Linked DNA regions of Homo sapiens: regions 1, 2, 4 and 5 are each linked to region 3. Evidence: chromatin contacts called from ENCODE Hi-C or POLR2A ChIA-PET data. All regions are on one chromosome and are shown on one strand. Each heading gives the region's core, a stretch centred on a gene start or an enhancer-like site at or near the end of the contact. The rest is flanking DNA. Distances are from core to core; before and after follow the strand shown. Region 1 holds the start of LPIN2 (lipin 2). Region 2 holds the start of TGIF1 (TGFB induced factor homeobox 1). Region 3 holds the start of ENOSF1 (enolase superfamily member 1). Region 4 holds the start of MYL12-AS1 (MYL12A and MYL12B antisense RNA 1). Region 5 holds the start of DLGAP1-AS1 (DLGAP1 antisense RNA 1).

Evidence for each region. Hi-C counts contacts between places; a loop is a spot of excess contacts on that map. ChIA-PET counts read pairs that join two places held with the same protein, here RNA polymerase II (POLR2A). Pooled maps may share reads with other maps.
Region 1: a pooled map shows a loop between it and region 3 (17-fold over the local background). The contact joins the promoter of LPIN2 here to the promoter of ENOSF1 in region 3. A Hi-C loop is called at or near these places in 6 of 50 pooled maps. POLR2A ChIA-PET finds 5 or more read pairs at or near these places in 2 of 52 experiments (K562 and activated T-cell).
Region 2: a map of CD8-positive, alpha-beta T cell shows a loop between it and region 3 (8-fold over the local background). The contact joins the promoter of TGIF1 here to the promoter of ENOSF1 in region 3. A Hi-C loop is called at or near these places in 2 of 168 maps with a recorded cell type or tissue (both CD8-positive, alpha-beta T cell), 1 of 37 single-sample maps with no recorded cell type and 11 of 50 pooled maps. POLR2A ChIA-PET finds 5 or more read pairs at or near these places in 1 of 52 experiments (HepG2).
Region 4: a loop to region 3 is called in a map with no recorded cell type, with 8 times the contacts of the local background. The contact joins the promoter of MYL12-AS1 here to the promoter of ENOSF1 in region 3. A Hi-C loop is called at or near these places in 1 of 37 single-sample maps with no recorded cell type and 9 of 50 pooled maps. POLR2A ChIA-PET finds 5 or more read pairs at or near these places in 1 of 52 experiments (AG04450).
Region 5: a loop to region 3 is called in a map of CD8-positive, alpha-beta T cell, with 4 times the contacts of the local background. The contact joins the promoter of DLGAP1-AS1 here to the promoter of ENOSF1 in region 3. A Hi-C loop is called at or near these places in 1 of 168 maps with a recorded cell type or tissue (CD8-positive, alpha-beta T cell) and 10 of 50 pooled maps. POLR2A ChIA-PET finds 5 or more read pairs at or near these places in 1 of 52 experiments (HepG2).

Annotation. Positions count from the first base shown.
Region 1 is chr18:3,011,287-3,016,579 of GRCh38, reverse strand. It overlaps LPIN2 (lipin 2), which reads left to right and starts at 3,436. Exons shown (of 20, transcript NM_001375808.2): 1 at 3,436-3,493. RefSeq lists a silencer at 3,046-3,995.
Region 2 is chr18:3,446,294-3,451,679 of GRCh38, reverse strand. It overlaps TGIF1 (TGFB induced factor homeobox 1), which reads right to left and starts at 1,508. Exons shown (of 3, transcript NM_003244.4): 1 at 1,175-1,508. The coding sequence starts at 1,190. LOC124904237 (a long non-coding RNA gene) reads left to right here and starts at 1,024. Exons shown (of 2, transcript XR_007066269.1): 1 at 1,024-1,148; 2 at 4,494-4,674. RefSeq lists enhancers at 1-191, 2,279-2,468, 2,056-2,675, 2,569-2,708, 2,676-3,297 and silencers at 769-818, 1,459-1,618, 1,649-1,758, 3,419-3,488.
Region 3 is chr18:708,891-714,575 of GRCh38, reverse strand. ENOSF1 (enolase superfamily member 1) reads left to right here and starts at 1,946. Exons shown (of 16, transcript NM_017512.7): 1 at 1,946-2,072. The coding sequence starts at 1,989. RefSeq lists an enhancer at 1,171-1,750 and a silencer at 1,702-2,021.
Region 4 is chr18:3,260,494-3,266,040 of GRCh38, reverse strand. MYL12-AS1 (MYL12A and MYL12B antisense RNA 1) reads left to right here and starts at 3,682. Exons shown (of 4, transcript NR_130145.1): 1 at 3,682-3,988; 2 at 4,711-4,769. MYL12B (myosin light chain 12B) reads right to left here and starts at 3,908. Exons shown (of 4, transcript NM_033546.4): 1 at 3,804-3,908. RefSeq lists a silencer at 3,363-4,252 and an enhancer at 4,463-4,512.
Region 5 is chr18:3,590,032-3,595,363 of GRCh38, reverse strand. DLGAP1-AS1 (DLGAP1 antisense RNA 1) reads right to left here and starts at 1,250. Exons shown (of 3, transcript NR_024101.1): 1 at 1,124-1,250; 2 at 880-944. All of the region lies in intron 7 of DLGAP1 (DLG associated protein 1), which reads left to right. RefSeq lists enhancers at 1-78, 1,491-1,610 and a silencer at 199-493.

The sequences.
Region 1 (5,293 bases), core at 2,187-4,686, 2.3 Mb before region 3:
AAGGTGGGAGGCTCGATTGAGCCCAGGAGTTTGAGGTTGCAGTGAACCGTGATCACACCACTTCACTTTGGCCTGAACAACAGAGTGAGACCCTGTCTCCAAAAAAAAAAAAAAAATCCTGTTGCAAAAGGGATGATGGAATGGCTGAAGCATACAGACTAGAAGGAGCAGGAGAGAAAATTAGAGAGAAAAGGAGCACACTGGATGCCACGCTAGGGAACTTGGCTTGCTTCGTCAAGACAATGGGTTGCCAACCACCTGTGCCATGGCCAGGTCTGCAATTCAGAGTAGAGGATGCTTAGAATTGGGCAGGACTAGAGGGTAGGGAGACCAGCTGGCATATTCCTACAATGGACCACAAGAGAAATGGCGAGGGCCTAATCACAAGCAGGGGTGAGTGGTGCGACAGAGGACCAAGAGTAGGAATCATGAGGAGGAATAATGAGGAGGAGTGATGGAAACAGCATGGGAGTAGAGGGAAATGAGACTCCCTCCTAGGTTTCTGGCAAGTATGTCTAAACAGATGACAGCGCCATCAGCCAGGATAGGAGATTCAGGTGGAGCAGGTTTGAAGAAGCACAAATAATGGGTTTGAATCTGACATCACTGTGGACCTTGCTGGTTGAGACGTTGAAAGCCACTGAGCACAGGCATGTAGAATTCAGAGGAGTTCCCACTAATGAGGGGAGGAGAGAGTTTCAAGAAGGAAATAATGATCAACAGCATCTTGCCCTGCAGAGATCATGAGGCATGGGACAGGAAAGGGGTCTGTTTTCTTCGGCAACCAGAAGGTCATAGTGACTTTAGCCTGAGCAGTTTCAGGGTTAGAGGAGGAGCAACCCTGTGAAGATGGGAGAAAACCTGAAACTCTTTCAGGTAGCTTGGGTGGGAAGAGAAGCTGTGTGATAAGTCGACAGCCTGAGGGGGAACGGAGGGGCCACAAAAGCTTCTTTTTCAAGTGCAGGAATGAAGCCAGAATTGAGGAAGAGGGGACAATTAGTGGAGTGAGGTTCCTCACCTTGGAGCTGGAAGGTGGTGGGTCAGAGGCCAGTTGAAGGAAGCGCTTTCTTCCTCTGACACTCCAGTGGAGTAGGTGGACCTGGGGTGGCCCCTCCACACTTCCTAGGGCAGGAGGTGAAGGGATTTATCATGCAACAAACATTTAATGAGTCACCACTTAAGTGGTAGTGTAAGCTGGTGGACACGGGAAAATGAGGAAAATATTAGCAATATGAACCAATCGTTCTGAGTGAGGTCTCAAACGCAAGGTTGTTTGGAGGAAGGGAGGGGAGCTCTAGGGCTTCCTGAATGATGAAAGGAAGGAAGGGAGCTTGGCAGAATATTTCCCTCCCAAGGCAGAGATAGAGAAAATAGCCTGAGAGAAACAGGAAAAGTCTAAGTGGGAGAAATGGAAGAAAGGAAAGAAAATAAACGCTAACAGCCTGTTCCAGGTTGCAGACACTAACGTAGGCACTTTATAGGTTATCACGGGGAATCCACAAAACAATTCTGTAAGAAAGACACTACTATCTTTATTTTACTGACGTAGAAACTGAGGATTAAATTCTTTCTCTAGCTTTAATTTTTCTTCTCCATATTTATAAAATCCATTGAATACGGAGGGGGATATTTTAGTCCTCTTCAATTTTTATTTTACTTGTGAAGCCAAGTGAGAAGCAGTGAAATGAGGAAAATTCCTAGTGGTCTTGTGCCAGTGAAACTACCTATGTTTCTGTAGGGCCTTGATTACAGATGGGGCAAAACTTGATCGAGTTTCACAGAAAAGCAGAAGGAACTTCAGTGAAGAAGTGGTCGCCTGCTCCCTGAATCCAAGCACTGCCCAGCTACACCAGGCACTGGTGGGAAGAAACTGGGCTGCAGCTGGATCCTTCAAGGAGCAGCTTTGTGTATGCAAATGCCTATTTCAGTACCCTTAGAACTGTATAAATGATCACACACAAGATGCACCTCATAAATTAACTGCCATTTATATAGAAGTAACATAGGCTTCTGTTCATTACTTTCAATCATAGAATAGTAATAGAATAGGCTGCAAATTAAAAACCAGTGTGCACCAATAGTATATAGCACCAGCAATCCAGTTTTTTTTGTTTTTTTTTTTTTTGAGACAGAGTTTCGCTCCCAGGCTGGAGTGAAGTGGCGCAATCTCTGCTCACTGCAACCTCCGCCCCCCGGGTTCAAGTGATTCTACCGCCTCTGCCTCCTAAGTAGCTGGGATTGCAGCCAACATGCCCGGCTAATTTTTGTATTTTTAGTAGAGGCGGGGTTTTGCCACGTTGGCCAGGCTAGTCTCCAACTCCTGACCTCAGGCGATCGACCCGCCTTGGCCTCCCAAAGTGCTGGGATTACCGGCGTGAGCCACCGCGCCGGGCCCCATTTCTTTTCTTTCTGAGACGGAGTCTCTCTGTCGCCAGGCTGGAGTGCAATAGCGCCATCTCGGCTCACTGCAATCTCCGCCTCCCGGGTTCAACTGATTCTCCTGCCTCAGCCTCCTGAGAAGCTGGGATTACAGGCACGCGCCACCACGCCCGGCTGGTTTTTTGTATTTTTAGTAGAGACGGGGGTTTCACCATGTTGGCCAGGCTGGTCTTGAACTCCTGACCTCAAGTGATCCGCCTGCCTCGGCCTTCCAAAGTGCTAGGATTACAGGCGTGAGCCACCCATTTCTTAAAAAGTATATTTTAATGCTGGGGACGGTGGCTCATGCCTGTAATTCCAGTACTTTGGGAGGCCGAGGTGCGGGGATGCTTGAGCCCAGGAGTTGGAGACCAGCCGGGGTAACAGAGCGATAAAAAGAATAAACAAAAAACAACAGAACCCCGGCATATTTTTAAAAATGAGTTGTGTAATAGGATTTTTTTTTTTTCGGTGGAGATGTAAGTAAGCAAAGGAGATGTGCTACTAGTGATCAAAAGGGGATTATAAAACATTCATTCCCTAGACTTTTTTTGCACTTTAACATTCCTTTTTGGCAATTGGGCTCTCAGTCCCACGTGACCTGCCGCAGGGTTGCCATGGGGACCGGAAGAAACTTTTTTTTTTTAAAACAAAGTAAGGCTCCTGTCGCCCGAGGCACTAGAAAATCGAGGCCCCGCCCTCACTTGGCCAGGGGCCCGGGCGCGCAGCCCAGGGACTGGGAGCGGTGAGAAGCCGCACGCCTGGCGCTCGGCGGCGGGGGCGCGGCGCGCGGCCGGGAGCGCGCGTCACGTGGCTGGGGCGGGGCCTGCGCGCTGCCCGCCCGCCAGCTGCCGGCTCGGCCGCCGCAGCCGCGGCGTCCCATTCATGAGGGCCGCCCGACTCAGCTGCGGCCCAGGCGGCTTCCAAGGCAGCGGCGGCTGCGGGCGCTCCGACCCCGCGCGCGCCCCCGACCGGCCCCGCCCCCTCGGCTTCCCTCCCCGGCGGGTCCTAGCCGTCGCAGTCCAGCCGCCGCCTGCCCTCAGCCGCCCGCTGGCCGGGAGCGGAGCCCCTGTGGGTAAGTGGGCGCGGGCCGGGCTCCTCGCAGGCGTCCCTCCGGGGCTGGCGGTGAGTGTCTGCGCCTGGGGGCTTCCCTTGGCGCGGGCCCGGGGCTGTCCTGCCGGAGGCCGGGACCCTCCGGGGCGGCGCGGGTTGAGCCGCCCCTCCTCGCGCCGCGGTCCCCGCTTCCCGGTCCTCGCGTCCCAGTCCCCGCCTCGCCGCGACCGCGCCACGTAGACGCGGCCCCTACCGCCGCCGCCGCAGGACGGACCGGCGGGGTGCGCGGGGAGCCGGGGGCGTCGGGGCGTCAGTGGTGGCTGCTGAGGACTCTGAACCCGCGCAGTTCCCTCGCCGCCGCCCTGGGGATGGTTACCCGAGACCACCCCTACCCCTGGGTTTGGGGCGCGGAGGGGAGTGCGGAAGGCGCGCGGGAGGCCGCGTCTCCATCCCGCCCCCGGCCCTGCGGGAGGGGGCGCCGGGCACGTGATCTGCGGCGAGGCGGGGGCCGCCGAGTTGCTGGTGTTTCTTCCCCGCCGCGCTTTGCCCCGTACCTCCGCCTTCAAGCTGTGTGGACCGGATTCAAATGTGGTTAGTTTTCTCAAAGCCCCCCAGCCCCCGGTGCAGATCTTAATTTGTGAGGAACACGTTCAGATACAGTTTGTACTGAGAGCCTCTCTGTCCACTTCTAACGCCAGCGGATCACCATTTTCTCCACTCGCCTGAACATTTTAAGACTCTTTTCATTGAAAATTCAAGATGACATTTTTTAGGCATAATTATGCAAACCAGTACCAGAAAGATCACCCTTCCTTTCCGAAAAGTACTGGAACTCTGAATACTTGGAAATGCTTTGAAGGACTACTTAGTAAATGGCCAAACTAATTTTTAATGCACATTTGGGGCTTACCCATTTTTTTTTTAATTGAAAACGAGGCTCTAGACTTGGTGTCAAGGTAGGTCCTGTTGAATGAAGTTCTTTACCCAGTAGTGATGATGGGTGTTACTGTTTATTAAAACTTGGCCTGGCTAGATTATAATGTTTTGACAATACAAAGTCGGTTTTGAAATACATTTTGAAATATTTACGAATTATTTAGTGGCCCATACTGGTTTATGTTTTAACGGTCTGGTGTTGATCGTTCTTAGTGGCTTCAGATTGAGAAGAAGTGGCAGGTGATGCTGAAGCGGGGGAGAAGCGGCAGAGCCGGCCACACAGTGCAGGGGATGGAGACAGGTGCTGGGCTGGTCCTCCTGCAGCATCCTCAGTTGTTGGAGGGCAGTCATCCTCAGGCCGTACCCAGCCAGAGAAGAAAAAGAACAGTGTGAAGCCACGTGTGATAGCCGTCCAACATCGGCTCTTCCCTCCAATTACATTGTAGTTGATTGTGGTATGTCAGACTGAAGTATCTCTTTTATTTCGAGACAGAGTCTCACTCTGTCGCCCAGGCTGGAGTGTAGTTGCGCGATCTCCGATCACTGCAATCTCTGCCTCCTCTGTTAAAGCGATTCTTGTGCCCCAGCCTCCCGAGTAGCTGGGATTACAGGCATGAGCCACCACACTCAGCTAATTTTTGTATTTTTATTAGAGACCGGGGGTTTCACCATGTTGGCCAGGCTGGTCTCGAACTGCCGACCTCAGGTGATCCGCCCCCCTCGGCCTCCCAAAGAGCTGGGATTACAGGCGTGAGCAACCGCCCCAGCCAGACTTAAGGTATCTCCATGCCCAACTTTTGATAGAGGTAGCCATAGAAAGCTAGAAATGAAACGACAGGTTCTGTTTTAACGTTTGATGGCACAGTCGAGAGTCAATAGGCACGCA
Region 2 (5,386 bases), core at 259-2,758, 2.7 Mb before region 3:
CCCACAGAAACGCAGCCGAAGGAACCCCGCTGGCCTTGAGGCTACCCCCCAGGAACGCCCCGCAGCGGGCCGGGTCTGAAAGAATGTGGAGTTCCAAACTCCAGGCGGCTCCCGGGCATGCGCAGTAGCGCCGCCCCTCCCGTCCGCTTCCCGAGTGATTAACTTCTGTTTTGAACCACTCCACATAAATCACGACAGAAACGCCACCTCCAGCCCACAGCGGAACACTCGGGGGACCTCCCAGCCAGGGACTCAATTTTTGTTAACTTCAAAAGGGACTTCACACTCTGACCTTTCGGGGTGTTTTGTGTGGTTTCTCCACCCCCCGTCCCCCTCCGGTGTATTTTGTTTTTAAACCAAACTGACGGCAAGTTTTAGTTGTAAAGCTTCCAGAACACTTCGTGGAAACAATGACAGCCTTGCTCTTTGCACTTACAACCAAGCCTGCTTGTCACATTTGGACGCATTTTGACTGCATGCCGCTTGAAGCTGCTGGCCCTGGGTGCTAACTCTTCCTCCTGCCCCAAAATTCATCGTGGGAAAACTTTTAGAGACTGGGGATTTGTAAAAGTCTAGCTTTCCAAAGCTGTTTACACCCGAGGGCGATGAGGGGGTCCAGAATCGCATTCCTTCGATCGTAAAAACACCACATCCCTAAAGAACAGTGCTAGGGCCCGGCTGGGAGTAGGGGGGCGGCGGGGGCGGGGGCGGGGGGAGCCTAGGAGTGGAACTTTCAGACAAAGCCGCGGCGGTCCCGCGGCCCCGGCCGCCTGGGTCCGGATCGGGAAAAACGAGGGGCTGGGTCCTCCCTACTCGGACCCCATATCCCCAGCACGCGAGAAAGAGCGAGAAGCCACGCGGCGGCTGGGCCGAGCGTGGGGTGTCGGCGGAGACAATGAAACTTGCAGGCGCACAAACAAGGCGCTGAGCGTGTTTCTTGACAACGTGCCAGCAGCGTGGAGAGGCTCGCCCCACAACAGCCCCTCGTGTTGTGTCTAGCAGGAAAACAGCCGCTGCCGTTTCAGACGCAGCCTCAACAAAGAGCACGGCCGCCACTCCAGCATGAGAGCCCCTGGGCGGAAAAGTCCACCAAGTGACTCCGCGCGGCGCGGCCCGGCCAGCACGTTTCCCCGGACTCGCGTCTTCTGGTGCGCGCAGCCCGCGGCCGCCTTACCTTTCTTGCCTTTCATTCTGGATCTCCCCTCCCAGCGCGAGGCAAGGCGGGGGTCTGGAGGGGCCAGGAGCGGGGACACAGGGGATAAGCGAACGTCTCCTTCACAGCCGACTCTCCCGTAACTTGTAGGACGTGCTCCAGCCGTTATTGCTAAACAGGACGCTCTGATCCCAGGCGCCCGCTCCTTGGGTGGAATTCAAGTGACACTTGGGCTTCCTCCCGCCGGGATCTTCTGGCAGCCGGCCGGGGGCTCTCCCTCGCCCAACTCTCTCCCCTCCCCTCTCCGCTCCTTTGTTCCCTGCTCCTGCTCGGCGCACCTCGGCGCTGTCAGAGTGAGAGAGGCGAGGAGGGAAGGTACAGGAGGTCCTGCCTCCGCCCCCAGCCGCCCGCCCCGTCCCCCTCCCGCCCCGCCGCTCCTCCGCCCCTCCCCCGCACCTTCCAGCCGGGAAGACTGGACCGAGCGCGGCGGCCGCTGTCACTCGTCCCTCGGGGGCGGCGGTGCGGACGCGGGGGGTGGCCGGGTCCAGAAACACGATCCTTTCCGCCTGCCGCGCACGGACCGCCCGCATCCCTCGCCCGGCGGTGGGGGCACCAGCCGAGCGCCCCAGGTTTCTCCCTTGGGCCTTTCTTCCCGGGGCTGGCGAGGGTGCGTTTGGTTCGGAAACTGCAACAGATGGAAAAAAGGACACCTCCCTCCTTCCCTCCTCCACCCCCGGGAAGAAAAGCCTCCCCGTCTCGTTTTTGACAGCTGCCCCGAACTCTACTGGCCCTGCTCTAGCCGCACGAGACAGCCGCCTCTGATTCAAGGGGCGGGGCACGGGAGGAAAAGTATTCGAGACAAGAACCAACTTCTTCCAGAATGCGCGGCTGCCATTGACACGCGGGCGCGGCGCGGCGCACCCTTCTCCTCCCGGGGCTCTTCCTCCAGCAGCGACAGTGGGAGGTCGGCGGGGGTGGGGCGGGGGGGAATGATGAGACACAGCCTAAACGAACGTCTGTTCCCCCGGGCTAAAGCTGCGAGTTCCGGACTGGATTGCAAGGCAGTTTCGAAATCTGACACGTTGCGGACAGACACTTGTCACGCTCACATGCTCTTTAAACGTCTCTGCCCGGGGACGGCCGGGCGCGCGCCTGCCTCACCAAGACTCCGCCTGACACCCCGAGTCGCCGAACCCCGGCAGCGGCCACTTTTATAGCTAAGGGGTGACCACGCCGTGCCTGCTCGTCTGTTTCGGTCAACAGTGTCTACTCTTCGGATTGGAACCCTGCTAGGGGATCCCTCCTCCCATTTCAAACAGAAACTAGCCATTAAGTAAACACCCGTTCCTGTTGGCTTATTTTGGTCCACAGTTAGGAGGGATCCAACAGGAGTTTCTTGATGAAATTGCGCTTTCAAAGACCAGATGCTGTTTGGCTGACTTGAAGAAACGCATGCCCCCTCCTCTGGTTCTAGTTTTCGCGTGGTTACGTCCTGTTGTTTTGAAGCAAACGAACTGTCACATGCCACACAATGAGACTTCCCCCATCACTTTAAAAAAAGGAAAGAAAAGCCCTAAACGTAAATAAGCCTAGCAGAGACAGCGCCCGGGTCTGCCTCCAGTCTGGGCTCTGTGCTGTTTTTGTTCGGTAACCTCGGTGGAGATCCCGGCAGAAGAAACTCTGTGGAAATAAGATTAAACCCGAGGAGTACTAAGACGGCCAAGGGATAACTAACTCGACTTCGGAGCGTCTGTTTCAGGAACTAGAGCTAGCCTGCCACCCTCCCTCAAAAAAAAAAAAAAAAAAAAAGACACCCCCGCCCCTAGAATGCGTGGAGGCCAGAGTTTAAAAAGCCTGGGTGGTTTTTCCAATTACAGGACTAAAATGAATCAACAGGGAAAAAAAGCGTCTCTCTAAGAAGGCAGCAACCTTACGATTTTTTTCTTCTGTGGTTTGCTGACTGCTCGGGACAGAAGAGAACACACACCTAAAACGGCTCGGGGGGAGCGCGGTCCTGGGGACAAGCCACCCGCCCGGACGCTGCCCTGCAACTGCCGGGAGCACAGTTCCTTCCCGGACCTGGCTGCAGATGAATCAGCTGCTGCGCCCGGTGCGGGACAGATGTGGCGCAGGGAGGGGGCCAGCGCCCCCGCCGCCCGTTAGAGGGGGCCGCCTCGCTATTTCGTTTGAAGGGTTGTCTGTGGCTGGGATTGGTGGCTCCTATCCGCTGGGGAGCCGGGAGCGGAGGGAGGAGAGACGCAGGGAGGAGGAGCCGGGGGCTGGGCGACGCTGCGACTCCGCGGCCTGAGTGGCAGGAGCCTCGTCTGGAACCGGGCGGTTACTGGGGAGACGCTTTGTTTGCTAACTTCGAAAGCGGCTTCGGCTGCCTCGGCCGCTTTCGAAGCCACTCCACAAAACACGCCTTCGGTCGGTTTAACCCTACCTCCCCCCCCGCCCGCTTTAGCCAGCTCGAGACAAAAATGTTTCCCTCTTCCCCGTGGTTCTCCTTGGCCACGCGGTGGCTCTCATTATGTACACAAAGGTAGCTTTGCTTTCGTCCAAGTGGACTTGGCTAATGACTGCGATTCTCAGGCAACCGAGATGGGAACCGAGAATTGGAAAGGGTTTATAGCTTGAAAACAAACTTTCCAGGAGAAGGGGGGAGGGGCGGAGACAATTGAAAGCCTCTTTCGAATTAGGGGGAGGAAAAAACGGAGATGTGAACTCACCTTGGCTAGAAGTCAGGCTTGATCGGGCCAATGCACAACTTTTGCCCGAGCAAGTCATATCCAAACGGTTGTTAAAGCTGGCGAGGCACTCCAAAGAGAAACACTGGCACAATTCTGTGATGTAGCGAAAGCTTACAGCCCAACCGCTCCCGTAGATGCACCCCCACTGCCTCCCCCCAGCCAACGCTGATCTCAAACTTGTTTGGAGTTTCGGATTCTTGGTGCATTCTGGGAAGAAAGTGCCTAGGGTCAGCGCAACGTAACAAAGGGAACAGCCTCAAAAAAGTGGGCTTCAGATACCAGCAATTGCTTAGGGTATTTTTTGTTGATTCGTTTTTCTCGAGGTGGAAAAACAAGTTTCATTTCTAGCTCTGTCAGTCCCTTCCAGTCTCGGGGCCTTGCTATAAAACGGATTCAATGACTTTTAAGATTCTTTCCAGTGCTTTTTTTTTTTTTTTAAAGTATATAGATTCAAATTTGCTACATATTATTTGCTGATTCATATGAATGTTACTTGAATTGGGAAATTGCTTGAGTAAAATTGAGGCGTTGCTTGGTGCTGGCGGAGGCTACTGATAAACGTTTTTCACCATTATTTTTTTTCTCTCCAGGCACACATAGTTCCTTTTGGCGTCTTATCTTCTGAAGCTGCCTCAAGGCCAAGCAAAGAAAGTTGTTAAAAAGTTAAGTTACTTTTCACAGCCTGCAAACCCTTCAAAGGCAAGAACTCAAATAGAAACTTGGAAAGGCAGATAAGCCAGAAAAGTGTACTAATAAACGCACTTAATATGATTATTTTTTGATGCCAGGTCCACCAAGTGAAGATTGGAGGATGTATTTGTTTCTTCTACTCAACAACAATTGATAAAGCATGAGTTCCATCAAGGACTGTGTTCTAGGTGGAGAAAGGGTGACTCACCCAGTCATTGGATCTCTTTCACTTCCAGTCTCTGGAAGGCAGATATCTTTATAAAATATGCAGACAGCTAGGCTCTAAACACTGGACAAGAGGTCTGTAATCATCCAGTCACATCTCAGGTCAGAGGGTCTTGGACTGCTTAAGAAAGAGCTGACCATTGTCTTAAGAACCTGGGGTGGCCTAGAGCCATCTTGAGGTGATTTTATCAGCCCCATCAGGATAATTCTCCTCAGCTTCCTTGCATGAATAGTGTAACTGGTGCTACTACTTTTGTTTTTAGTCACTTTTCCTAGCCTGCACTTCCCTTCCCGGCCCTCCTTTTTCCTCTGTAGCCAAGTCATCACTTCTCTTTACCTAAATGAGTTTTGGAATCCAGGGGATAAAACGAAAAGATAGGCAGGGCGCTGTGGCTCACACCTGTAATCCCACCACTTTGGGAGGCCGAGGTGGGTGGATCACCTGAGGTCAGGAGTTTGAGACCAGCCTGACCAATATGGTGAAACCCCATCTCTACTAAAAATACAAAAATTAGCCGGGCGTGGTGGCGTGTGACTGTAGTCCCAGCTACTTGGGAGGCTGAGACAG
Region 3 (5,685 bases), core at 697-3,196:
TGTATCCTACAAACTTGCTAAGCTCAATATTAGTTCCAGTAGCTTTTTTCGTTAAGTCCAATGAAGACAGTTTTCAACAAAGATGAATAATCATGTCATCCAAGAATAAACAGGTTTACTTCCTTTTCAATCTGCCTTTTATTTCTTTTCTTATTATATTACCCTAACTAGAACCTGCAGTACTATGTTGAATAGAAGTGGTGGAAGCAGACATCCTTTCCTTGTTCCAAATCTTAAGGAGAAAGCATCAATCATTCACCATAAAGTCAGTTTGTGGCTGTTTCTATCTTCTGAAATAGATTATAGAGAATTGTTGTAATTTCTTCCTTAAATGTTTGGTGTAAAATTCACCAGTGAAACCATGGACCTGGTGCTTTTTGTTTTTGGAAGGCTATTATTTATTCAAGTTATTTAATAGATATAGGCCTATTCAGATTGTCCATTTCTTCTCGTGTGAGTTTTGGCAGATTGTGTCTTTCAAGGAATTGGTTTATTTCATCCAGGTTATCAAATTTGTGGACATAGAATTCATAGTATTCCTTTATTATCATTTTAATGTCCGTCGGATCTGTAGTAATGTTCCTTATTTCACTTTTGATATTAGTTATTTGCGTTCTCTTTTCTTGCCTGGTTAGAGGCTTATTGATTTTATCAATGTTTTCAAAGAACCAGCTTTTGTTTTCATTGATTTTTCTTTGTTGCTTTCCTGTTTTCAATTTCACAGGTTTCTGCTTTAATTTTTATTATTTCTTCTCTTCTGCTTACTTTGGATTTTCTTTTTATTTCTTTTTATTTATTTATTTTTGAGACACAGTCTCACTCTGTCGCCCAGGCTGGAGTGCAGTGGTGCGATCTCGGCTCACTGCAACCTCCGCCTCCTGGGTTGAAGCGATTCTCCTGCCTCAGCCTCCCGAGTAGCTGGGACTGCAGGCGCCCGCCACCACGCCCGGCTAATTTTTTGTATTTTTAGTAGAGACGGGGTTTCACCGTGTTAGCCAGGATGGTCTCGATCTCCTGACTCGCCATCTGCCCGCCTTGGCCTCCCAAACTGCTGGGATTACAGGCGTGAGCCGCCCAGCATCTTTTTTTTTTTTTTTTTTTTTTTGAGTCGGAGTCTTGCTCTGTCGCCCGGGCTGCAGTGCAGTGGCGCGATCTCAGTTCACTGCAAGCTCCACCTCCCGGGTTCAGGCAGTTCTGCCTCAGCCTCCCGAGTAGCCGGGACTACGGGCGCGCACCACCACGCCCTGCTAATTTTTGTTTTTAGTAGAGGCGGGATTTCGCCGTATTGGCCAGGCTGATTTCAAACGCCTGACCTCAGGTGATCCGCCCGCCTCGGCCTCCCGAAGTGCTGGGATTACAGGCTGAGGCACGGTACGGGGACCTCATCTGCATCAGTACGGGTGTAATCAATGATGACCTGCCTCTTAATTTATCAGGTGGCAAACTGAGGCTGTGGGCACTGAAAGAGACCTAGCATTTTCTAGGGCACCGCTCTCCTGGGTACGCTGGCGACAACCAGCGGCCTCGGCTTGGGAGCTGAGCCACTGGCCGGAATCTGCCGCTGAGCGAATGCACTCGCTCAGACCCGACTTCTCCCTCTAGGGCGCGGCTCCCGGGCAGGTCCCTTCACGAGTCTTCCATCCGAGCAGAGCAGGGTCCCGCGGAGGCGCCGACCGGGCGCGAGGCCTCCTGCCTGCCCAGGTTCCCCGGCGACCCTGAGCGAACCCTCTCGGGGTCAGCTCCGTCTAGGCTGAGAAGGGAACGGCGGAAGGCGGAGTGCGCCCCCGGGAGCCCGGAGCTGGGACTGCAGCTCCCATGGGGCCAAGTTCACGGGGTGCGGCCGCGCGGCCAATGAGCGCCCTCTATGCCCTGACGGTGCCCCGCCTCGCGGCGCTGCCGCGCTCCCGCCCTCCCGCCCTCCCGCCGCGCGCTCGGGATCCCGACCAGTCCTGACCGCACGGGGGCCGCGGCCACGGGGCGCAGGGGCCATGGTGCGCGGCAGGATCTCCCGGCTCTCGGTCCGGGACGTGCGCTTCCCCACGTCGCTTGGGGGCCACGGCGCGGACGCCATGGTAAGCGCGGACGCCATGGTAAGCGCGGACGCCATGGTAAGCGCGGACGCCATGGTAAGCGCGGACGCCATGGTAAGCGCGGACGCCATGGTAAGCGCGGACGCCATGGTAAGCGCGGACGCCATGGTAAGCGCGGACGCCATGGTACGCGCGGCTTGCGGCCCGGGTCCCTCCCGCCCCGCCGACTGCAGCTCTGCGGGCCCCGGGCAGCTTCCCGACTTCGAACCCATTGCTTCTGTAAAGTGGGAGGCGCGCCTGGGGGAGACACTCGCTTTTCATGCCTTGGAGCAATTGTATAAGTATCCAGAAACTTTCCACTCTCCTGGGTTTTTTCTTTGCTGGAGTTTAGAATATCCTGGTTTTACTTTTACGACTCACATTTTGCTGGAAATGGTAGAATGCATAATAGGCAATAGCAGCAAAATGATTTTGTTGGGTTCCCGCCAGTGGAAACCCTAGAGCACAGCGCTCGCTGGCTTCCTCTGTACCCTGAACGCGACGGGGTTGGCGCTGAGGGAGAACGGGAAGCCCGGGGCTGGGAGTTTTGAGTGGTGATCCCGCTTCCACAACTTGCTGTGTGACTTGGAGAAGTTCCAGACCTCTCTGGGTCTCTTGGACCCGTCTGTGTAATGAAGGTGTCACAGTCGGGTTGAGAAACCAAGCGCGTGCTAACTGCGTCACATGAGAGGGCGCTCTCGTGAAATTACCCGCAAACACGCTTAGAAAGGACTGATGCAAATGTCAGTTCGTCTTAAGAGATGTAATAAAGTAAGGGCAGGAACTCTGACTCCTACCTAAATATTGAAGGTCTTTTTTGCTTACTGAGGGTGTTAGAATGTCAGGCCTTCCCTCCCCTGCCCCCGTCTAGAGCGGTGTTTCCCAAATACAGTGGGTTCTGTGCAGGGTTTTCAGGGAGCCTGTTCCCCACTGGGTCCTCACTGCCCCTCGTAGTCCACTGATGAGATTGGCCGCGCTAGAAAAGCAGAGTTGTATGGGTATGTAGTGAATGTGTGAAAGTATGCTGGGAAGTGAGGAACGGCAATGTTAGGAAAATGGTTACCAGTAGGGAGGGAAGGAAATGGGGTCACGGAGGGGACCACGAGGTCTCTAATTCCCATTGTAATGTTTTACTTCCTAAATTGGGTGGATGGCAAGCTGGTGTCCATTACATTATCTATACTCTTTTTGTACCTGAAATGTTTTATAAAAATAGATCTCTCGTTAAAGTTATTAAATGCAAAACAATGTCCTTTTTGAGATTAAGTTCATCCTGCATTTTTAAATTTTTATTTTATTCTATTTTATGTTTTAAATTTATTTATTTATTTATTTTGAGGCAGGGTCTCTTATCTGTTGCCCAAGCTGGAGTGCAGTGGTACTATCATGGCTCACAGCAGCCTTGACCTCCCTGACTCAACCAATCCTCCCACCTCAGCCTCCCAAGTAGCTGGGACTACAGGTGTGCACCATGATGCCCAGCTACTTTCTGTATTTTTTGTAGAGACAGGGCCCAGGCTGTCATCCTCTTTAAAATCTTCATGTTTCCTTTCTTACATGATGTTGGTAAATAACTTAAACACCCAGCAGGCAATCCTTTATGGAACTCAAAATAAATGTTGGAAATTTTACTGGCTTATAGAATCCAAACACTCGATCTCATGCAACTGCCTTTGCCTCTGTGAAGCTTTAGCAGCTGTGGCTAAGTCACACAATCTTTCTAAGCCTAGGTTTCTCATCTGTAAAATGGGTATAATAATATTCACTTTATACATGTAAATGAGATACCTGTAAAGAGCCTGGCTCAGAGAAGGCCGTCAGTAAAGTTGGCTATAGGCCAGGCATGAGGGCTCACACCTCTAATCCTAAGTGGAGGCCTAGGCAGGGGGATCACTTGAGCCCAGGAATTCAATTACATGAGCTATGATCATGCCACTGCATTCCAGCCTGGGCACTGGATGACACAGTGAGACCCTGTTTCTAAAGAAAAAAGGAGGGGTGGCTGTAATTACTATTCACTCTGAGGAAACTGAAGCAGAAGGAATCCCTAATCTAGACTTGACTTTGAATTTGTGAAATGTTAAGACAGCCTGGTTTGGCTGAGCGTGGTGGTTCAAGCCTATAATCCCAGCACTTTGGAAGGCCAAGGCAGGTGGATCGCTTGAGCCCAGGAGTTCGAGACCAGCCTGAGCAACATAGTGAGACCTCGTCTCAACAAAAAAATACAAAAATTAGCTGGGCGTAGTTGCATGCACCTGTGGTCCCAGCCACTCAGGAGGCTGAGGTGGGAGGATCTCTTGAGTCCAGGAGGTCGAGGCTGCAGTGAGCTGTAATTGTGTCACTGCACTCCAGCCTGGGTGAGAGAGAGAGACCCTGTCTCAAAAGACAGCCTGGTTTACTGTAGAATAATTCAAGAAATGGAATTTGCCTCTGGGCCTGAGTGATGTCTAACACAGGGTAAGGAGACATTATCTAACACCTGTATTGCAAGCTCATAAATACTTAAGCATTTTATCTTGGGGAGATAGGGTGTATGTTGTGTGCCAGCTCTCAAGTGCCTTCTTATTAGAATGAGCTGTTTTGCAGTTCACCATGGAGATGGCTTCACATGCCCTCGAGGCATGCTGGACCATCAGCACTTAGCAAAGTGAGCCTCCCTGATCAGAAGTAGGATATTTTCAAGAAAGAGCAATAAAGCTGTCCTCAAAATCTGCTAAAGACTCCTGCTTTTTTTTTTTAGACAGAGTCTCGCTTGTTGCCCAGCCTGGAGTGCAGTGGTGCAATCTCATCTCACTGCAACCTCTGCCTCCCATATGCAAATGATTCTCGTACCTCAGCCTCTGGAGTAGCTGTGATTACAGGTGTGCACCACCACACCTGGCTAATTTTTGTATTTTTGGTAGAGACGGGGTTTCACCATGTTGTCCAGGCTGGTCTCGAACTCCTGAGCTCAGGTGATCCACCTGCCTCGGCCTCCCAAAGTGCCGGATTACAGGCATGAGCCACTACTCCGGGCTTACCTCCTTCTTAATCTGAAATCTACTTCTGTTCCTTTCTTCTCTGTGAATTGCCCTTGTTATTTCTCCTTCAGCTGTCCTTACCCTCAGATACGTTTTCCGCTGTCGGCTGCCTCTTCTTCGTGTGCTCTCTCCCCTCGTGGCCTCCTGCCTTTCTGACAGCTCCTTCTTCCTCCACTGGCCCCTTCTTCCCTCTCTGAGGCTCAGGCCTCAGTGTCTTTCCGGTCTCCCTACACACTCCCATGAAGACCCTCTCCGCATTCTGACTTCGGTGCCACCCTTTATGCCGGAGACTCCCAGATCTCATTTCCGGATCTGCCTCCTTAACTTATAGGTCTGGATACTTCCTGTTTGGTTTTTCACCTTCATGCTAAACGCAGTTTGTCTAAATCGGAAGTCAACTTCCATTCTCTGCCGCCCCTCCCTCCTGACCCATGTTGGATCATTCCGCTAATCACAGGGACCCAAAAGCTTCGAGTCACTTTTGGCTCATCTCGTCCTGTTGACCCTCATCTGAGGCTTCAGTGCAAGGTTTCCTTTTTCCATTGCTTCCTCTTCTTGGAACCCAGAAACTGCCGATGGGTCTTTAATTCTTGGAG
Region 4 (5,547 bases), core at 2,433-4,932, 2.5 Mb before region 3:
TCCTTGACCTCTTTAATGTTAAAATAGGGCAATGCCTTTATTTCAGAATTACAGCCACAGTCCAAGTTCCAAGGGACCGCAGTCAAATTTGCATAGCACGGGGAATTTTCCATTTCTGAACAGAAAAGTTTAAAGTCCTTCTACTCAGTTTCCATCCAAGTTCTGTAGGTTCTTCTCTTTACTGCACGAGTCACCCTTCCTCAACATTCCCACCACCACCATCCTATTCTTTTGGCTGAATTCCTCTGGCTCTGACCAGCAAATCACTTCCTGATTTGCTAGTTATTCCTGCTTTCTAATTGGAGTCTCAAAGCTCTGTCCTTTTTCCTAAGTGCTGACTGAAAACCTGGTAGTATAAAGCTACCACTCAAAAATGAGGTAATTGGGGAGGGGAGGGAGGAGCTGGTTTTGTCAGCAAAGGATGATAAATAACTCAAATTTTATCTGGGCCACAGTAGAATGCTAGTAGAGGACAGGACTCTGAGAGGGTCTTGTTAGCAGTGCTGATTTGTGAGCAGAGGCACAAGGTAAAGCCCTCAGAGTAGATGAACTCACACAGAAAAGCAGAGAGTAGTTCTTGGGCTAAAACCTAAGGTCATTTTTACTCCACCTCATCTTCACCAAGGTCTATCAGAATCTTTAGAAATTTCTCATGGATTCTTATGGTTATTACTGTAGTCAAGTTGAATGTTCTAACTGGAAGACTCAAATGACTGGATATATAAGCAACAGTCCGAAAACAGCAGTCATAAACAGAATTTAGTATATATCAAGTTAAAAATACTTCACAAAAGTAACCTCATCTACCTAATGACATATAATTGCTTTTGTGCTGCATATTTAGGCAAAAAAATAGTTCCATAAATTATTAGAAGTATTTTTTTTAGGGAGCCAAACTCAATTTTTTCAACTTTTTTTAACACCAGGGAAGCATTTCCCCTAGTACTCTATATGTATTTTAACACTTACCACATACACATTATAACAATGACATTTCTTTCTCTATTATAGGTTTTATGATCATTACAGTTGGCTGCAAACTTTCTATTCTCTGAGCTCCTATATCATTTTGTTTTACTGCAGTGAAATTTATATAGTCAAATGTACAAACCTTAATAAGTTTTTATAATGTGTATACCCATGTAACCATCACCCCCATTAAGTTACAAATGTTAACACTGTTCCAGAAAATTCTCTCCAAGTTAATCACCATCTCCCATAGGCAACCACTGTTCAGATTTCTATCACCATAGATTAGTTTTGTTTTTGAACTTCTTATAAATGGAATTGTACAGTATATATTCATATATATGCCTGTCTTCTTTCATTCAATACAATGTTTTTGAAATTCACCTCTCTTATTGGGTTTATGGCACAATCATAGTTCACTGTAGCCTTGAACTCCTGGACTCAAGTGATCCTCCTGACTCAGCCTCGAGCAGCTGGGACTACAGGCATGAGTCACCATACACAGCTACTTTGCAAGGAGTGGGTGGCAGGGTAGAGACAGGGTCTCGCTATGTTGCCCAGGTTGGTCTTGAACCCCTGGCTTCAAATGATCCCCCCACATTGGCTTCTCAAAGCATTAGGATTACAGGTATGAGCCACCATGCCTGGCCATATTCATTCTTTTTATTGCCTTTTGCCTTTCCACCTTGGACTGCAGAACTTAGCAGTGTGCCTTGCACATGGCAGGTGCTCAAATAATCCTAGTTAAGCAAATACATATATATATGTATAAATATATGTATAGTATACACAGTTGTATATAGTGTATATACATATATAGTTCTTTCCTGTCACAAACAGAATTACACATATATGTTCATTACAAGGTAGGTCCCGGATCTGAATTCCAACATGAGGCTTTTCTCTACGGTCTACCTATGGTTCCAGTCTCTTCCCCAAGAGATCCCTAAGGAAACTTAGTAGCTACCCACTGCTCCATACCTGGAAGAAGCAGTAGCAACCAGGGACAACTGGGTGCTAAAGATGTGCCAGGCACTGATTTAAGCATTTTGTATGTGTTAACACATTTAATCCTCACGACAACTCATCATATAGGTATTGTTATCATCCTCTTCTCTCAGATACGAAAATCAGGGTAAAGAGAATAAACAACTTGCCACACAGCTAGAAAATGGCAGAGCTCAGTCAGGATCTGTACTCAGGAAATCTAGCTCCAGAGCTTGAACCACTAGCCAGTAACATCCTGCATACAGGCAGCTGAAATTCTCTACCATGAAAATGTGGATACCTGGGCATAACAAGCAATGACACCCCAAAGCTAATGTGTAGAATGAGGAAGGAAGATCACAAAGATGCTGGCAAAAAGGGTATGATAAACTCATCCCCAGATATACCTGGAGCCTTTGAATCTTGGGAGAAAGGGAAAACTAGCCCCATGTCGGGGCTCTAAATCCTGTTCTTTCCTAACCCTAGCAACTCTTGTCTGGACATCTGTCCTTCAGAAATTGCAGTTCATCTTGTTCAAGCTTAGTTTCATCAAAGCATAAACGAACATCGAGTCAGCCATCATAAAAGCTGTTTCACTCAAAAGAGCCTAAAGCACTCAAAAGTGCTCTTAGTTATAAAGTCCAGGAGGGTCCACCACCTTCGACAAATTACCTCACCTCTCTGGGTTTCACTTTCCTCAGTTATAAAACGCAAAGCCTTCACAAGGTAATCTATCAGGTCCTACTGAATTCTAAATGCTTTGATTCTTCTCTTACCAAAAGACCATTCCAAATCTACCTTAAACTAAAGCGGCCAAACGAATCCTCTAAACATCCCTTTCTTATTACTCCGTTAGTGAAGACTCCAAAATTACTCTCTATGGCTTCTTAGATAATCTTTTCTTTCTCCTAAGTTTTCAAGACATCCATAAGAAGGTCCTACTTACCTATCTACCCTTATTTCCGACTATTAGTCATTACAGTTCTGTTCCATACCCGCCGGTGTCCCCACGGCCTGCTTTTCACAGGACACAATTCCCAGCTTTTGAGTTTTGCTCGTTACCACCTCCCACACATCTAGCCGGAAACGCTAAGTTCTCCCTCTTAAGGTTGAATCCAAGGCCTTCAGTGAGGTCACGACTCTTTTCCAAGTAACCTTTCCCTATTTCTGTTAATGGTCCTTTCTTCAATCAACACGAATAAACTAAACCTTTACAAGATGCAAGACACACTGAGCGAATTACAACTCTATGTAAATCATCACATTTGAGCCCGTATCAACCACACACTCGGTTACCGGCATGCTAATGGCTTCCTTGGAGGCTTCACCTTAGGCAAGACCGTGCAACAGGAGGCTCCTCCACCCTCCAAAGCATCTAGGATAGTGTTGGGCACAGGGCAGGTGCTCCACACGAACACGCCCGGGTCGGCCCCAATCCACCGCCAGGACCCGCCGCGGCGCCGGGAGGGCAGGCGTTGGCCGCCGGGCAGCCGGGCCGTCCAAGGCCCAGGTGTCTGAGGTCACCCAGGTGGCGCAGGGCCGGCCCACGCACGGCCGGGACCCGGCCACTTCTCCAGCAGGGCGTCTCCCCATACCGGCTCCATCGCCTGCAGCCTCCCGGCCCCTGGACGTCCGGGCCAGGGCCTCGCCACCAACCCTCCTCCCGCCGCCAACCCTCCTCCCTCCACCTCCGGCCCCGCGCCCCCTTCTCAGCCAGTCTGACAGGTCCTGCCGCCGCCTGGCCGCCCTGGGGCGGGGTCCGGCCGCAGGCGCGCGACGGGAGGGGGCGCGGGGGTACGGAGACGGCGGCCCGAGGGGTCTCGCGAGCAGAGTCGAGCGCGACTCACCCGACGCCAAACACCAGAACCGGGGCCGCCCTGCGCGAGACCACAAACGACAGCGAAGAGCGTTAGGCTGTGGCCGGACAGTGGCGGCGCCGACACTTCCTGCCTGAAGGGGCGGAGCGGAAGGCGCACCGGAAGGCGCACCGGAAGGCGCACCGGAAGGCGCGGCGGGACCAAGTGGAACGGGGGTGCGCTGAGTGTTCGCGCCCGGGCCGGCGGGGTCTGCGTGTCCGCCGAGCGGCGGGGCTGCTGAGGCCGGACGCACACGGCCGGGGTCTTAATTGCCCCTCCGGCCTGCTCCGATCCGCTGCGATATCGCGGCCTGCGCTGCGGCGGTCGTCCGCAGCCCGGCCCTCGTCCCCCGCTCCTTTGGTAGCTCCGCCACCCTTCCGCATTCCTGGGCCCGCTGGGCGCGGCTGGGCAGGCCGCTGGAATTTGACCCGAGTGGGCCGCGATCGGCCGAGGATTTGGGGTCCCCTTTGACCCAGGCGGGGCGCGATCCGCCTAGGATTTGGGGTCCCCTGGCGCCGAACCCTGAGTTGCCAGATGTAGCAAGTAAAAGTACAGTTCTTCTAAATTTGAATTTCAGACAAGACAGGTTTTAGGGTTCGTCTCATGTAATGTTGAGAAGGTGAGGGCGGCGCCTGGGCGGATTCTTCTCCGTTCCAGAATCCCTTTCTCTTTTCAAACCGCATTACAGCCCGAGTTAAATTCTTTAACCTACTCCTCTCTGCTTACCCTCATAAGGTTTACGGCCGTATCAGGCTACGGCCGCAGCCTACGGCTGTTTGATTCCCCTTTTGGCCACAAGAAAGTTTTATTCGAACTACTTGCTTTCCTTTATCAAGAAAATGGCAACGCACACACATACATGCACACACAAATAAAAACACAAAGCTACGTTTTTCAGGTTTTGTTCTAGATCGTGTTTGTGGCTGTGTTCTTCAGGATATTTTCCCTCACCTTGAGGTAATCTAGCATTACTTCATCTAGCATTACTAAAATAGCATTACTTCAGGATGGTGGAGGATCGGCAATCTAATAGCAAATCTTTATTGAACTCTTCTTACTGCCTTAACATGTGCCGGATGCTGAGAGATGAATTCAAAGCCTCTTAGGGAGTTTATATTCTAGAAATCTTTGATCAGAAATTCCTAGAAGAGAGGGACCTTGTGTTCAGCACTCTGTAGCAGTTCTTAAACAGTAGCACGCATAATAACAGGGCTTTTAAAAACATTTTTGAGCCTCAAAACCGGGTATCAGGATTCAGTGAGTAAGGGGTGGAGGATAATTCGAATTTCTGGTAAGCACACATGATGCTGATGGGGTGGTCGCCATCCCAGCAGCACAGCTCTAAACGCGGTTCATAACTGTGTGTATTTTCTCAATAGTGTTAGAAAAGCAATTGCTGAAAAGTCACACCTGGTTCTACAATATTTACTCTTAGGTTTTGGTTCGATAGTCTAAATTAAAAAAAAAAAAGTTTCTAGAATTGTGCTGTCCAATACAATCGTCACTAACCACATGCAGCTAAACTTAAATTTAGTTCCTCAGTTGTATTTGATACGTTTTATTTTTAGAGATGGGGTCACCCTATGTTGCCTAACCTGGAATGCACTGGCTATTCACAGGCGTGATCATAATGCACTACAACCTGGAACTCCTGGCCTCAAGCGATCCTCTCACTTGAGCCTCCCAAGTAGTTGGGACTACAGGTGAGAGACACCGCACCAGTGCGTCTGGCAGT
Region 5 (5,332 bases), core at 1-2,500, 2.9 Mb before region 3:
AGAAGTTTTAGACCTCAGCCTCTGGCCCTGGGCCTTCTGAAATGACCTTCCTCCAAACACCATTTAATTTCCGCTAACTTAGTTAATGAATGGAACTTTCTGAAGACAGCAGTTACTTTGATCTGAACCCCTTTCCTAGTTTCCAGTTAACATAGCCAGAGGGAGACAGAAGGGGTGCCCGCCTCTCAATGGGTGCCCTCTCCTCCTGCGTGGCTGGAGCAGCTCCCAGCTGTAGCTATTCCTCTAACGCAGAGAGAGCTGCAGAAAGCAGTTCCCAAAAGGAAGAAGGCAAGTTACAAATACCGCCGTTGGCATTTTCGTGGGTGTTTCCCGCCACATAGAGATAAAAGCTTTGAGGTGGGGCTTTGAGGCACACTCTCTGGGTAGCTGGGCCTGCAGTCTGGAAATCCTAAGTAATCCTTGCAAATAGGCTAACTGGAAGCCAGCAATACAAATGAGCAGTGCTTCTGGCCTGAGAGAAAGGTGTCTGCATTCAAAGTACAACTTCAGATAAAAATGGAAAATGCCAGTCCCACCCTGCAGGAATCCTGTTTCTGGGCTGTTTATCCTCACTGCCATCCACCCTACCCTTGGCTGTGACTAGGATGTGAAGAAAGAGATTGGGTGGAAAAGGCTACCGCAGCTCTTGCTCCGTTTAACTCACCACCTTAAAAAACATGGCCTTGGCTGCTGCTTTAAAACAACAACAACGAAAATCCCCAGCCCCAACCCAGAGGTTTAACCCTGCAGCTAAGGTGAAGTTTTTGTTAAGGTGATAAGGTAAAAAAGGACGCCATTCTGAGCCTTGACTTCCACTCTTCATACTTTTCGGAAGACAAGTCCAGCAAAGACCTCCACCCCTTCCAAAGAGCGACTTACCTCGTAGCTGATCCACAGATTGCAACGTACAGATGTGATGTTCCAGGCTTGGCCACAAGGGGACACTAGAGAGTAGGACTGCCCGCGTCAATGTTTTGTTTTTTACAGACTTTTGGTTGGGAGGGAGGGAGGGAGGGAGGGGGGTGTGGGAGTGGTGGGGGAGATGCTGGCTTTAAAAAAAAGTCCATTTGTTCCCTGAGATTGTGCCACTTGCCCTTTTATAAGTCAAAGGTTGCCACGTTACCTGTTGCCAGGTTCCTGAGAGTGCTTGGGGAAAATGTGGGCGAGAGAGGCACAGCACAGTCCTCCGGCTTGGTAGGTTTCAAGCTCTTTTGACTGGGCTGGCGCTGACATTTGCAGGGGCAGCTGCTGTGGATTGCCTGCGCATTGTTTGGCTGTAGTTCTAACAGAGGAGTGGCTGCGTCTGACATCATTTCCAGGCATCAAGTGCCTGGGGCTTTTTTTTTTTTTTTTCTTTAATGACGAACTCTCTGACCCCTCCCTGCCTGGATTTTTGTACAGTACATGCACTGTGCAAAACAGCCTCCACTCAGGAAGCCCAAGTTTTGTAGCAGCTTGTTGAAACAACTTGGGTGCCTTTTAAAAAAAATAAAGTTGTGACTCTGAAACAAACCTTTCCATTCTTCCTCCTTGCTGAGAACAATGTTGCGTTTGATTAGCAGCGCAGCCAGTGCTTTCTGAAAGATCTGCTCTCCCCAGAAGAGGCGGCTGCTATCAGTTGAATAGATCTCTAGGCCAGACATGCCGAGGCTTGGGGCATTTGTCTGGCGTTAGGAAGTGTCTGGAATACTAGCAACTACCAACTGGCGTGTCTTATGACTACAGGAATTATTACACTACCCTCCATTTCATTCACATCCCCTCTCCTCCCCTTACACACACACACAAGCATATTTTTTTCTACTTTAGAAAAAGTTGAGCGAGTCATCTTGTGGTTTCCGTGGAGGATGTAACTGGGAGAGAAGACTGTGGGATACCTTGTATCTCCCAGAGGGGGGCCGGGAATCATGGTGTATGACCCACCCCAACAGCCTCTGATCTCTGCCTTCTCACCACTGACCGCCACGCTTTGGGTGGCCTTAAATGTGAAGCTGTAAATATTTTGAAATAAGGTAGTGATTTTTCCATGTGCATTTTGTTTTGTGGCATTTCTCTCCTTCTGCAATATTTTAAAAGTTGCAACTGTGCACCCCTTGTTGACCACTCCAAATTCATTCATTCACTGAAACTTAAGAGTTCCTGCAGAGTGAGGATGGCTGTGCACGAAGGAGTCCCTCGTGGAAACCACGGTGCTTTAGTGGACAAGGTGTTTACTAGAGAGTGTTTACTGGCGGGGGGCGGGGGAGATAAACAAAGGTGGTTTGAGTTAATGGTCAGATGGGAGTTGGAGCCCTGAGTACTCTAACTCTGTCACTGAATCTCTAGATGAGTTAGGGATGTCCGTTGCCTGCTCTGAGCCTTAATATTTTCATCAGTTAAATGGGGATAGTGGGATCTTTCACATATGTGAGATCATGTCTATTTTCTTCTTTTTCTTTTCTTTTCTTTCTTTTTTTTCTTTTTCTTTTTCTTTTTCTTTTTCTTTCTTTCTTTTTCTTTTTTTTTTTTTTTTTTTTTTTTGAGGCAGGGTCTTGCTCTGTCACCTAGGCTGGAGTGCAGTGGCACAGTCATGGCTCATTGCGGCCTCCACCTCCCAAGCTCAAGTGATCCTCCCACCTCAGCCTACCGAGTAGCTGAGACTTCAGGCGTGCACCACCATGACCAGCTAGTTGTTGTTGTTTGGGTTTTTTTGAGACGAGGTCTCACTCTGTTGCCCAGGCTGGTCTCCAACACCTGGGCTAAAGCGATCCTTATGCTTCAGCCTCCCAAAGTGCTGGGATTACAGGTGTGAGCCACCACACCCAGCCCCCATGTCTATTAAGTTCTTAGCACAGTGTCCAGTACACAGAGTAAGGATTTGCTCTCTGGTGATTAGGAAGATCTAATGGCATGTCACGGGTCTGGACTGAATCTCATCTCATCATCTTTGTTGTTGCCAGGGTTTGCGCATTTTTGCCGGTGGAGGACTCCAGCCAGACCGCTGATTTGTCTGGCATTTGTTGGAAAGTCCGGCCAGCATAACACATCACCGCAAGGAGCAGGAGCCCTATGATGCACTGTTAAGTGCACAACTATGGGGTCTGCTTGGCTGGAAGCAGCAGCAGCAAACTTGTCTATTAGTTATTTTGTCCTCATCAGTGCCAGCTGCTTTCCCAAGATGGCAGAACATTCATCATTGCTACCAGACAGCCTCGTTGGAGCTCTTTCTCTGGCCTCCTTTTTTGGCTTCTTTCTTCAGCTCTTCAGCATCATTCTCTGTGGGACCCTCCCTAGTTTGCAAATTCTTGTCTAAATTTCACTCATTATCATAACCATCCAATTTGAAAGAAACCTTGTCATCTAGTTGAGCCCCCTATCAGATGTTGGTACAATTGCTATAGCCTCCCAGCCAAAAGATGTGCTGGTCTGTGCTTGAACAGGTCCAGGGGCTGAGAACTCCCTCTGTTATGAGGTCCTCATATTCCTTCTATGGACGGACAATCAATGCCTGGAGAATTATTCTTTATGCCTCTCTGAGCCCTTGCCTTTGTTGTTCCTTTGGGGACTTATACAAAACAGGCCCATGCTATCCTCTAAGCAAGAGCCCTCCAAATAATTGAAAACCCCCCTTTCTTCTTTTCCAAATGAAACACCCCGTCTTTTTATTTTTATTTTTTGTTTTTTATTTTTGACGTAGTCTTGCTCTGTCGCCAGGCTGGAGTGGTGTGATCTTGGCTCACTGCAACCTCAATCTTTTGGGCTTCAGCAATCCTCCCGCCCCAGCCTTCCAAGTAGCTGGGACTACAGGTGCCACCTACTTGGAAGGCTGGGGCAGGATTCTACCACTCCTGGATAATTTTGTGGAGATGGGTTTCACCATGTTGCTCTAGCTGGTCTCAGACTCCTGAGCTCAAAGAGATCCTCCCACCTGGACCTCTCAAAGTGCTGGGATTACAGGAATGAGCCACCGCAACAGGCCTAGGTCCATACTTCTAATCCTACATGCCTTTCCTGAAATAGACACCTTACCTGACATTACAACCATAAGTCCAATCGTTCCCATTCTGTATTTCTACAATAGAAATACATTTATGTCCCCAGTTTAGGTCCTTCCAAGTTTCTTTTTTTTCTTTTGGCCTCTTCACATCATTTTGTTTTCTAAAATAGCCTGTGGCTTCAAGTTACCTCTTGAATATATTCTTAATCTCACTTGTACTACCTCTGCCCTGTTCCCTGGATTTGCAAATGTTCTTTTCAGTGCTTCTCAGCCTATCTCTGGTAAGGGACCAGTTTGTTTGTTTGCCCTCAATCTGCTGCAGATTAGTGCTTTGGTAAAATGCAACAAAAAAGAATTACTAGAAAGAGGACTTTTTTTTTAAGACATACAAAAAACAAACCCATAATTTTTGTTTTGTTTTGTTTTGTTTTTAGATTCAACAGGTAAAACACTCTATAAAATTGCTATAAAAGTTTCTAAACACTTACATTCAATTTTCTTTGTTTTTTTTTTTAGACGGGGTTTCATTCTTGTTGCCCAGGCTGGAGTGCAATGGCACCGTCTCGGCTCACTACAACCTCTGCGGCTCACTGCAACCTCTACCTCCCGGGTTCAAGCAATTCTCCTGCTTCAGCCTCCTGAGTAGCTGGGATTACAGGCATGTGCCACCACCCCCGGCTAATTTTTGTATTTTTAGTAGAGACAGGGTTTCACCATGTTCGCCAGGATGGTCTCAAACTCCTGACCCCAGGTGATCCACTGGCCTCGACCTCCCAGAGTGCTGGGATTACAGGTGTGGGCCACCGTACCTGACCCTACACTCAATTTTCATAGCATGTGTCACCCTGCACTGTGACACAGTTTGCAAACGGGCACCACTCTGCAGACCAGGCTTTGAATAACCCTGCTCTGTACACACAGGGGTGTTGGAAATGCTTAACAACCGGCTCTCTGATTGAAGAAAATCCACAGGGGGGAACCTGGATTTCAGGCATTTGCTGATTTCCATGGTGTAAATACACCAAGGTCAACAATTTCAAGCTAACAGTGAAAAGTGACTGAATACAGAGGTAGAAAGAAATGTGCACAATCGAGCTTAGCAAGCTGAGAAGGGCCAGTTCCAGCACGCTTCTGTCAACCCCATTAGATTTTAAAAATCTTTTTAATAAAGCCCTTTTGGCCAGGCACAGTGACTCACACGTGTAATCCCAACACTTTGGGAGGCTAAGGGAGCTGGATCACCTGAGGTCAGGAGTTCGAGACCAGCCTGACCAACATGGTGAAACCCCATCTCTATTAAATAAAAAAAATTAGCCTGGTGTGGTGGCACATGCCTGTAATCCCAGCTACTCAGGA